Linked DNA regions of Mus musculus: all the other regions are linked to region 1. Evidence: chromatin loops called from intact Hi-C (ENCODE). Cell type or tissue: left cerebral cortex. All regions are shown on one strand.

Evidence for each region. A loop is a pair of places that touch in the nucleus more often than their neighbours do. Peaks named below come from ENCODE experiments on the same cell type or tissue, not always from the same donor. Only the 100,000 strongest peaks of a DNase experiment are listed, where the experiment ranks them.
Region 2: a loop joins it to region 1, with 7 times the contacts of the local background. A loop is called at or near these places in 3 of 42 quality-filtered maps.
Region 3: a loop joins it to region 1, with 2.6 times the contacts of the local background. A loop is called at or near these places in 3 of 42 quality-filtered maps.

What each region holds. Positions count from the first base shown.
Region 1 is chr13:92,985,569-92,988,068 of GRCm38, reverse strand. No RefSeq gene overlaps it. Among named protein-coding and RNA genes, the nearest start is that of Gm41019, 19 kb to the left of the region's middle. In left cerebral cortex, a CTCF peak has its summit at 1,173 (motif pointing left); DNase peaks (open chromatin) are centred at 220 and 1,124; H3K4me3 peaks cover 272 bases; H3K27ac peaks cover 1,816 bases.
Region 2 is chr13:93,183,816-93,186,315 of GRCm38, reverse strand. Tent2 (terminal nucleotidyltransferase 2) reads left to right here. Exons shown (of 15, transcript NM_133905.3): 2 at 1-13; 3 at 419-508; 4 at 2,000-2,237. Among named protein-coding and RNA genes, the nearest start is that of Tent2, 7.4 kb to the left of the region's middle. In left cerebral cortex, no CTCF peak of the experiment used is centred here; a DNase peak (open chromatin) is centred at 1,038.
Region 3 is chr13:93,191,303-93,193,802 of GRCm38, reverse strand. It overlaps Tent2 (terminal nucleotidyltransferase 2), which reads left to right and starts at 1,386. Exons shown (of 15, transcript NM_133905.3): 1 at 1,386-1,709. In left cerebral cortex, a CTCF peak has its summit at 1,290; DNase peaks (open chromatin) are centred at 1,340 and 1,767; H3K4me3 peaks cover 1,716 bases; H3K27ac peaks cover 1,269 bases.

The DNA of each region.
Region 1 (2,500 bases):
GGGCTGCCCACAGGAGGAAGTGGGGCCGAAGCACAGGCAAGGTGAGGCCACTGGAGAGAGCAAGGCAGGCAGTTCAAGGAGAAATTAGATGTAGTCACCAGTGCACATGATCTGGAGAGGCTGGAGATGAAGTGAATGTCTGTGGACTCTAGACAGGGTGTCTGACTCATCTGTTCTCTGAAAGGTCAGAAATATGGGAGGGAGACAGATGGCTAGTGGATGCGAGGGTGAGTGGGAGTTTCAGAGACAGAGGCCAGGGGCTGTTGTCTATAGAAGTCTTTAGGGAAGGAAAGAACAACTTGCTGGGCCCAGATTCTGCCTGCTAGTTAACTGGATGAGGCGGCGTGCCCCACGCTGGGAGGACCGACATCAAGACTCTTCGCGTTTCTGTCCTCAAGGTCCCAAAAGAAGCTTGCAGCATAAATGCAAAGAGGGAAAGGGAAGAAAGAGTTCCTGACTCCCAGACTTTAGAGAGGGACAGGCAACGGTGAGGAGCTGACACTGTCATAAGCATCACGGAGGGGATGCCGGGAATGCCGGCGTCAGTCCAAGATCCAGAGAGGTTTTCCAGGGAAGGGGGTGCCGGAGTTCAGCTCTTTTAGGAAGCATTATGAAGAGATGAGGGGACAGGAAAGAGCCACACAGTTTCTTACTGGGCTCACCAGTGGGTCCCAGGGCCTCACACAGGAGCTTCTGAAAATGTTCACAGGCACCGCACAATTAGGCATCACTGGAGGTCACTGTAGCCCCAGGCTTGCTATGGTGTGGGAGAGAAATGGATGGAGTCAGCGGCAGAAACAAGGCAGGTGAAGAGAGACCCAAGAAAAGACAAAGAGAGTAGGTGGCTGCACAAGCAGATTCGAGGAAAAGGTGGGAGTTTGGGGACGCCCCCACTTTCCAGGGCACACCTATTGCAGAGCCCATTTCTACCCTTCCAGCCTAGAATGCCTCCCCACATCACCCGAGCCTGTTGCAGCCAGCAGAAACAGGCAAGGTAACAAAACGCAACACAAGCAGATAAGAACCTGGGGAAAAACAGTCACTTCTGAAATACCACAGCTTTTCTTTCAGAGACAGGCGATTAAAAATAAGGCGGAAAAGAATACCCCAAACCACGGACAGTGAGCGTCCAAAGTGGCAAAGTCTGTGTATAACACTGCCCTCTGCTGGCCATAGCTGGACCTGCAGCTGAATGGCAGAGGCACCTGGTGAATTGGGCTTTGAGTCACCTGTCCTGCTCTTAAGAAAGAACTGATTCCGCAGCTTTGGCTTGTAAAGTTTCTAGTTGACTGTTCTAATAAGGTTTCTAAAAACCTTAAGGGAATCGATGAGGGTTTGTTTGTTTTGCATTTTGATGTACGTGTAATGGTCACAGTCGCTTAGAGATGGGCTATAACCATAGAACAGTCTCCTAGAATTAACTAACTTTCAAATAATGTCTGATAATTCCATGAAGGTAACAGTAATGAACGACATGAATAGCATGTGTATTCATTGGCATCCTCTGTACATTACATTAAATTTTATATGTGTGTGCAGGTGACATATGAGGGGGGAAAGAGAGAGAGAGAGAGAGAGAGAGAGAGAGAGAGAGAGAGAGAGAGAGAGAGAATGAATATCATTCCACAGGCACAGTCCACCTTTCTACCTTTCTAATACTTTTTAAGACAGGTTCTCTTACTCACTGGCCTGGAGCTTGACAATTAAGCTTTGAGGACTGGCCAACCAGCCCCAGGGGCCCACTTGTTTTTATGTCCCCAGCTCTTAGATTATGGGTACCAAGTCCACCCTGTGGAGGGGAGAGCAGAGATTCCGATGGCCAGCTGCCCATCTCCACTATCTCTCCAGTATAAGATGGTTCACTGCTCTCTGGATCAGCTATCCCAAGGGCCTGTCAGCATTGAGTCCTCTGTGAGATTCTTTTGTTGCTGATGAAGAACTTCTGTTTCCTCCGTCTTATTTAAACCACAGGGTGATCAATGTCACGGGGCGCACAGAGCCCTGACCCGTGTCTCACGATGTGTTGACACATGAGAGTTTCTTTCACTCTATCTTGTAGTTGGTTGTGACAGGCTTGTCCTTCCAGAGGTTGCAGGAAGTCCTCTTTGCTTCCCCGTATTCTTTCATCCGGGTCTTTATTAATAAGGGGCTGTCATCACTAATATCACCAAATTTTCACTTTGGGTCAGCTTAAAATAGCTCAAGTTTTCTTTTTATTGTGAAATAGTCCTACAGAAAGGAAAGTGACACAGAGAGATAGACACAAGATTTAACATAGCAGCATTTTCAAAATGCCTTTACATTATGGATTTCCAAATGAACCCCACGATGTTTGGAGATTATGCCTTGGTTTGCTGAAAGGAACATTTCTATAATGAATTGAATTTTATGAAATTTCTTTGAACAAAGAAAACAAGAAGGATTTACAAATTAGGCAGCTCTTGGAAACAAAGAAGGTTTTTTGGTGTGTGTGTGTGGGTTTTAAATTTTTATTTTTAAC
Region 2 (2,500 bases), 200 kb before region 1:
TTCAAAATGTAGAGTAAGTATGGTGTTCTATTGTACCATGTCATTAAGTTGTTTTCTCTTTGATATAAAGTTTTGTGTTCAGTATTTAGAAATAGAGAAATTATTATTATTATTATTTATTTTTAAAAGATTTATTTATTTTATGTATGTGAGACACTGTTACTCTCTTCAGACACAGAAGAGGGCATTGGATCCCTATTACAGATGGTTGTGGTTGCTGGGAATTGAACTCCCGAACTCTGGAAGAGCAGTCAGTGTTCTTAACCACTGAGCCATCTCTCCAGCCCTGAAAAAATATTATTAAACCTTGGGGTTTTTGTTTGTGTTGGTTTTTGACTAGTAAAGTATTTAGTTTGTGTGGGATTTTTGGTTCTAAGGAAAAAATATTCATGTTACTATTGTTCTTTGCTTTTGGTAGCTTGTCTAGAGCTGTGTCCTTACAGCCCCTGACATATGGAACTGTCAGTCCAATACAGACCTCAACATCTCCATTATTTCGAGGAAGGAAGTAAGTATTTCTCGAGTGTTTTAGAAGAAATGTTATAGTCCTAAGAAATGTGTAGCAGTTTTATAAAATTATGGACAGTGTAGCCTATTCGTTTGTACAAAAGCTGAAGGATGGAGACATGGATGGTATAGCTGGAATTTGAAATGTAGCTTTCTGCTTCTAGAACCAAGTTTCTATGAACAAGTTTATATGATGAACATTCCAAGTTTTCTGGATTGTCATTGGAAAAGTTATATACTGGTTCTAAGACTATTGACTTCATTAGTTTTATTTGTGTATTTTTTGAAATTGCCTTAGTAGCCATGAGTAAAGATAAGTTCCATTAGTTCATAGTTAAAGATTTTTTAAAATTAATATTTTAATTGGAGATACTCAGTGTGTATGCTGTAATTACTTTCAGTATTAAAAATAACAAATGAACACTTATGTGTTTAGCCCTGAATACTTTTACTTATGAGTAGGAGTTCAGTTATTTTGTGAGTCTGCAAAGATAGAAGAGTTGGAAGACTCCCAGAGGAGCGGTGTAATAATAAATCCTTTAGATGGTGCTGGCCCAAAGGCTTTTAGAGCTAGAAAGGAATTGAACCATTTTCTGTGACATAAGATATTTTATGTGAACGAACGTCTTAGTAAATACTCCCTTGTCAGCTTACTTGCCTCCCTCTTTTCTGGTCCTGAGGTTTGAACCCAGGGCTTTGCAAAAGCTTGGCAAGCTTTCTCTTCTGATTTAATTATTTTTGTTTGTTTGTTTTGTTTTTTTTTTGAAAAATTTGGAATTTGTGGGGATATGTAAAAGCTTGTCTAATGGACCTCTGTGTGGCCTTCCCTACAGTCATTGGCTGCAGACCTCAGCTGTTTGTTTTCTCTTCCACTCTCACAGTTCCCCTGAGTTACAGGGAAGGAAACTGTTGGCATTGCTTTATGCTAAAACATGTCAGCCTTTTCCTTATAAAAATACATGGAACCTATGTAACCAGAGTACTTTAATTATGCCCAAGACATTTATGTTAACACACATTATCTGAAGTACAGCTTTTTTCCAAGTATTTCCTGCAGTCCTTTACCTTTTATAGCCTTTATAAAAATGTCCATTTTCCCCCCACCAATGAGCCAGAACATAGGTCTGTTCAAAGGCCCTTAAAAATATATGTGTGTGTGTATCACTATATATTACTCAATTTACTTACCTATTGTTAGTTATTTTTAATTCTTAGCAATTGTATAATGCATAAATAGCCATTTTTCTATAGTGTGTTCAATGTGGTGACTCATTTTGGTAGTTCAAGTGCATATCATTAATTATCTTTATTTTTGTCAGGCATTGGAAGGCATTTCTTGTGCTGAAAGTAAATAGTAAAAGTCCACTAGGGAGTTTACAATGCTGCCTTTTCCAAAGAGTTACTGCGTTGTTATTATCTGTTTCCATGTTTTATGCATCTCTGGTCAGGAAGCTGTGACTTTAGTCACTAAGGTATATTTGCTTGTTTTCAGGAGAATAAGCGATGAAAAAGCTTTTCCTCTTGATGGTAAACGGCAGCGTTTCCATTCACCCCACCAAGAGCCAACTATAATCAACCAGCTAGTGCCTTTATCAGGTGACAGAAGATATTCCATGCCACCGTTGTTTCACACGCACTATATACCAGATATAGTCAGATGTGTTCCACCTCTTCGAGAAATTCCACTGTTAGAACCTCGAGAAATCACACTGCCTGAGGCCAAAGATAAGGTAATTTTAATACAGTTGTTTGTTTTGCCTCTTGAAGTTTCATATAAAGAATGTATTTAAAAGGATCAGGAGTACCTAATTTTCTACATTTATTTTCTTTCTAAATATCACTGATTTTCCTGTCATGAGTATACCTGTCAGGATCAGATTTTTTTTTTTTAAACTTACAAAATTTGGGATTAGAACCTAAAACATTTGATTTGTTAGTCTCTTGCATCCTGTTTTTTGAATGAATGAATGAATGAATGACTTGGTAGTGGTGG
Region 3 (2,500 bases), 210 kb before region 1:
GAGCCATAATTATAGCCATATTTCAGTACTTTTTCAGTGCTGGGTATTGAACCCAGAGACTCATACATGATAGGCTGACATTTTTGTTTGTTTGTTTTAGGTTTTTCGAGATAAGGTTTCTCTGTGTAGCCCTGGCTGTCCTGGAACTCACTCTGTAGCCCAGGCTGGCCTTGAACTCAGAAATCCGCCTGCCTCTGCCTCCCAAGTGCTGGGATTAAAGGCGTGCACCACCACACCTGTCTTGGCCCTAGCCTTCTTATATGCCCTTTTTATGCCCGAAAAGACAAGCAAGACAGGAAACCAGAGCCATGTTGAAGATCAACTTAACTGACATTTATAAAATACTCTACACAATAACTGAACATACTTTATTACCAAAGCACAATTAACATTTACCACATCAGATGATACTCGGAAGCACGTGACAAGTTTTTTAAAAAATTATTTAAATGATTCAAATATAATTTATAAAGACTTTGCAAGTCAAGTGAAACGAAAACTCTTTATCGAAATAAGTGGGATTCAGTTAAGTTATTATTCATATAGTAAGTTATCAAACGACTCTAAGTATTATCACAGAAATGACCTCAGTTTGTGAATTAAGGTAGAAAAATTAAAAATTGAATAACTATTGAGTTCGAGGCCAGCCTGGTCTACAAAGTGAGTTCCAGGACAGCCAGGGCTATACAGAGAAACCCTGTCCCGACAAAACAAAAACAAAACAAAAACAAAAAAACAACCAAACTAAAAACAATGGGGGAAAAAAACCCAGAATAAATAACAAGAAAACCAAAAAGCAGTAAACAAATCATTACTTTCGGGATTGGGAACGGTCAGATTCTACGGGGACAAAACAGGGCTATTGTTTACAGATATTCATCAATAAATCAAGCAGTTTAGACAGTTTCACCAGATACTAAAGTTCTCTCAATGAGAAACAATGGTGGGTATTTGTTAGACAAGTGAGTGCGAGCTAGGGCAGGGTAATGTGTGGGTGGTTTTGGGGGCCTTAGAGGCATGATTTTGTCTCCAAGAAACTGTTTTTGTTTGTTTGTTGTTGAGGAGAACATCACCCACGATTTCATACTGATCTTTCCAGCAATGGGAAGGTTGGTTTTGGATATCTCCTGGAAGGCCCTCCATGGACAGAACAGGCCTCCTGGAAATGGCCAGCGGCACGTAACTTAGGAGGCGGCGCCAGCGGAGCGGGGTGGCCTACTGCCCTGCGGAAGGGCCGGGCTGTACCTTCCCTCGCCACCATCTCAGCAGCCGCCGCAGACTCCCTGGCTGGACCAGGGTGGGGCTGTGCGCCTGCGCAGCTCAGCAAACGCGCTCTCCAGTGTCGGCTGCCGGAAGTCTGACCTTTCGCTCCCGCTGATGATTCCTTTCCGGGGTCACGTTGATCTTCCGGGTCCTGTGACAGGGTTGTCTACGCCGCCTTTTCGGCGACTTTTTAGTCTTCCGCCTTTTTTTTTTTTTCCTCCCCCACCCCCCTTTCTTTTTGTTGTCGCCACCCCCAGCCTTCCACGGCCGCGCGGGCCTGGCCTTAGGCTCGTGACTCTCCGCCGCCCTGCCCGCCCGAGCTGGGCCTCGCTGCGCCGGGCCGCTGGCTGCTCCTACCTCTGCCTGCTCGGGCGGCAGCTCCGGCCTGGGAGCGTGTTGGCGGGCAGTGCCGCTGGGCCCCGCTCGGCCCTTCGGCGTGGACGCCGGTGAGTTTCAGGGCTTCGGTGGGGATGCACGAGTGCAGGCCCCGGTCCCCGGCCGGGCGCGTGAAACTTGGCTGAGACTGGCGCTGTGTTTTGCGCGGGAGAGCCTGGCGCTCCCCCGGAGCTCCCTGGATTAGGGGCGTTCCCAGGCCGCCGGACTTTGGGAAGAATGTTGGCCTTTCTCTGATCTGTCTTCTCGCTAGTTCTCATGTCGCCTCCCGCCCTCTCCTCACTCCCTAGACCGAAAGAGTAAGACTGTCTTGATACTCCCTCTTGGAGTTCCAAAAGGCAGTGGAGACCCAAGGTAAATGTCTAAATTAACGAACTCTTGTGGAAGGCATTTATCTCTGAGACAATTAAACAGCATGGAGTCATCTCAGTCAGGTCAGGACTGGCTGATGGTCGAATTCACTTTTCCTAGTCATATTTGTGGTTGGGCTCTCCTTTCTTTAACTGCTTAAGAACACAAGGGGCAATGTGTTTCCTGGTATCTGTGATTTAAGTTTCTTGTTTTGCCCTATTTGAGCGTTGTTTAAAGTAATTAGTTTGTTGATAAGAGGAAGAGGAAAAATTGTGCAGGTCAAACAGGATTGGAAATTTAACGTGTTTAGCGTATGGTTTTTGTGAAGTCACACTACCATCATAGTACATAGTTTAGTACTATAGGGCTTTGCTGTGTTAACAGCTATTAACACGGTTAATCTGTACTGATTAGTAACCTGTAATAGAAACACTGGTTGGTGTGAATTGCCCCAATTGTATGTGTTCGAGAAATACACAGACTCTGTGAAACT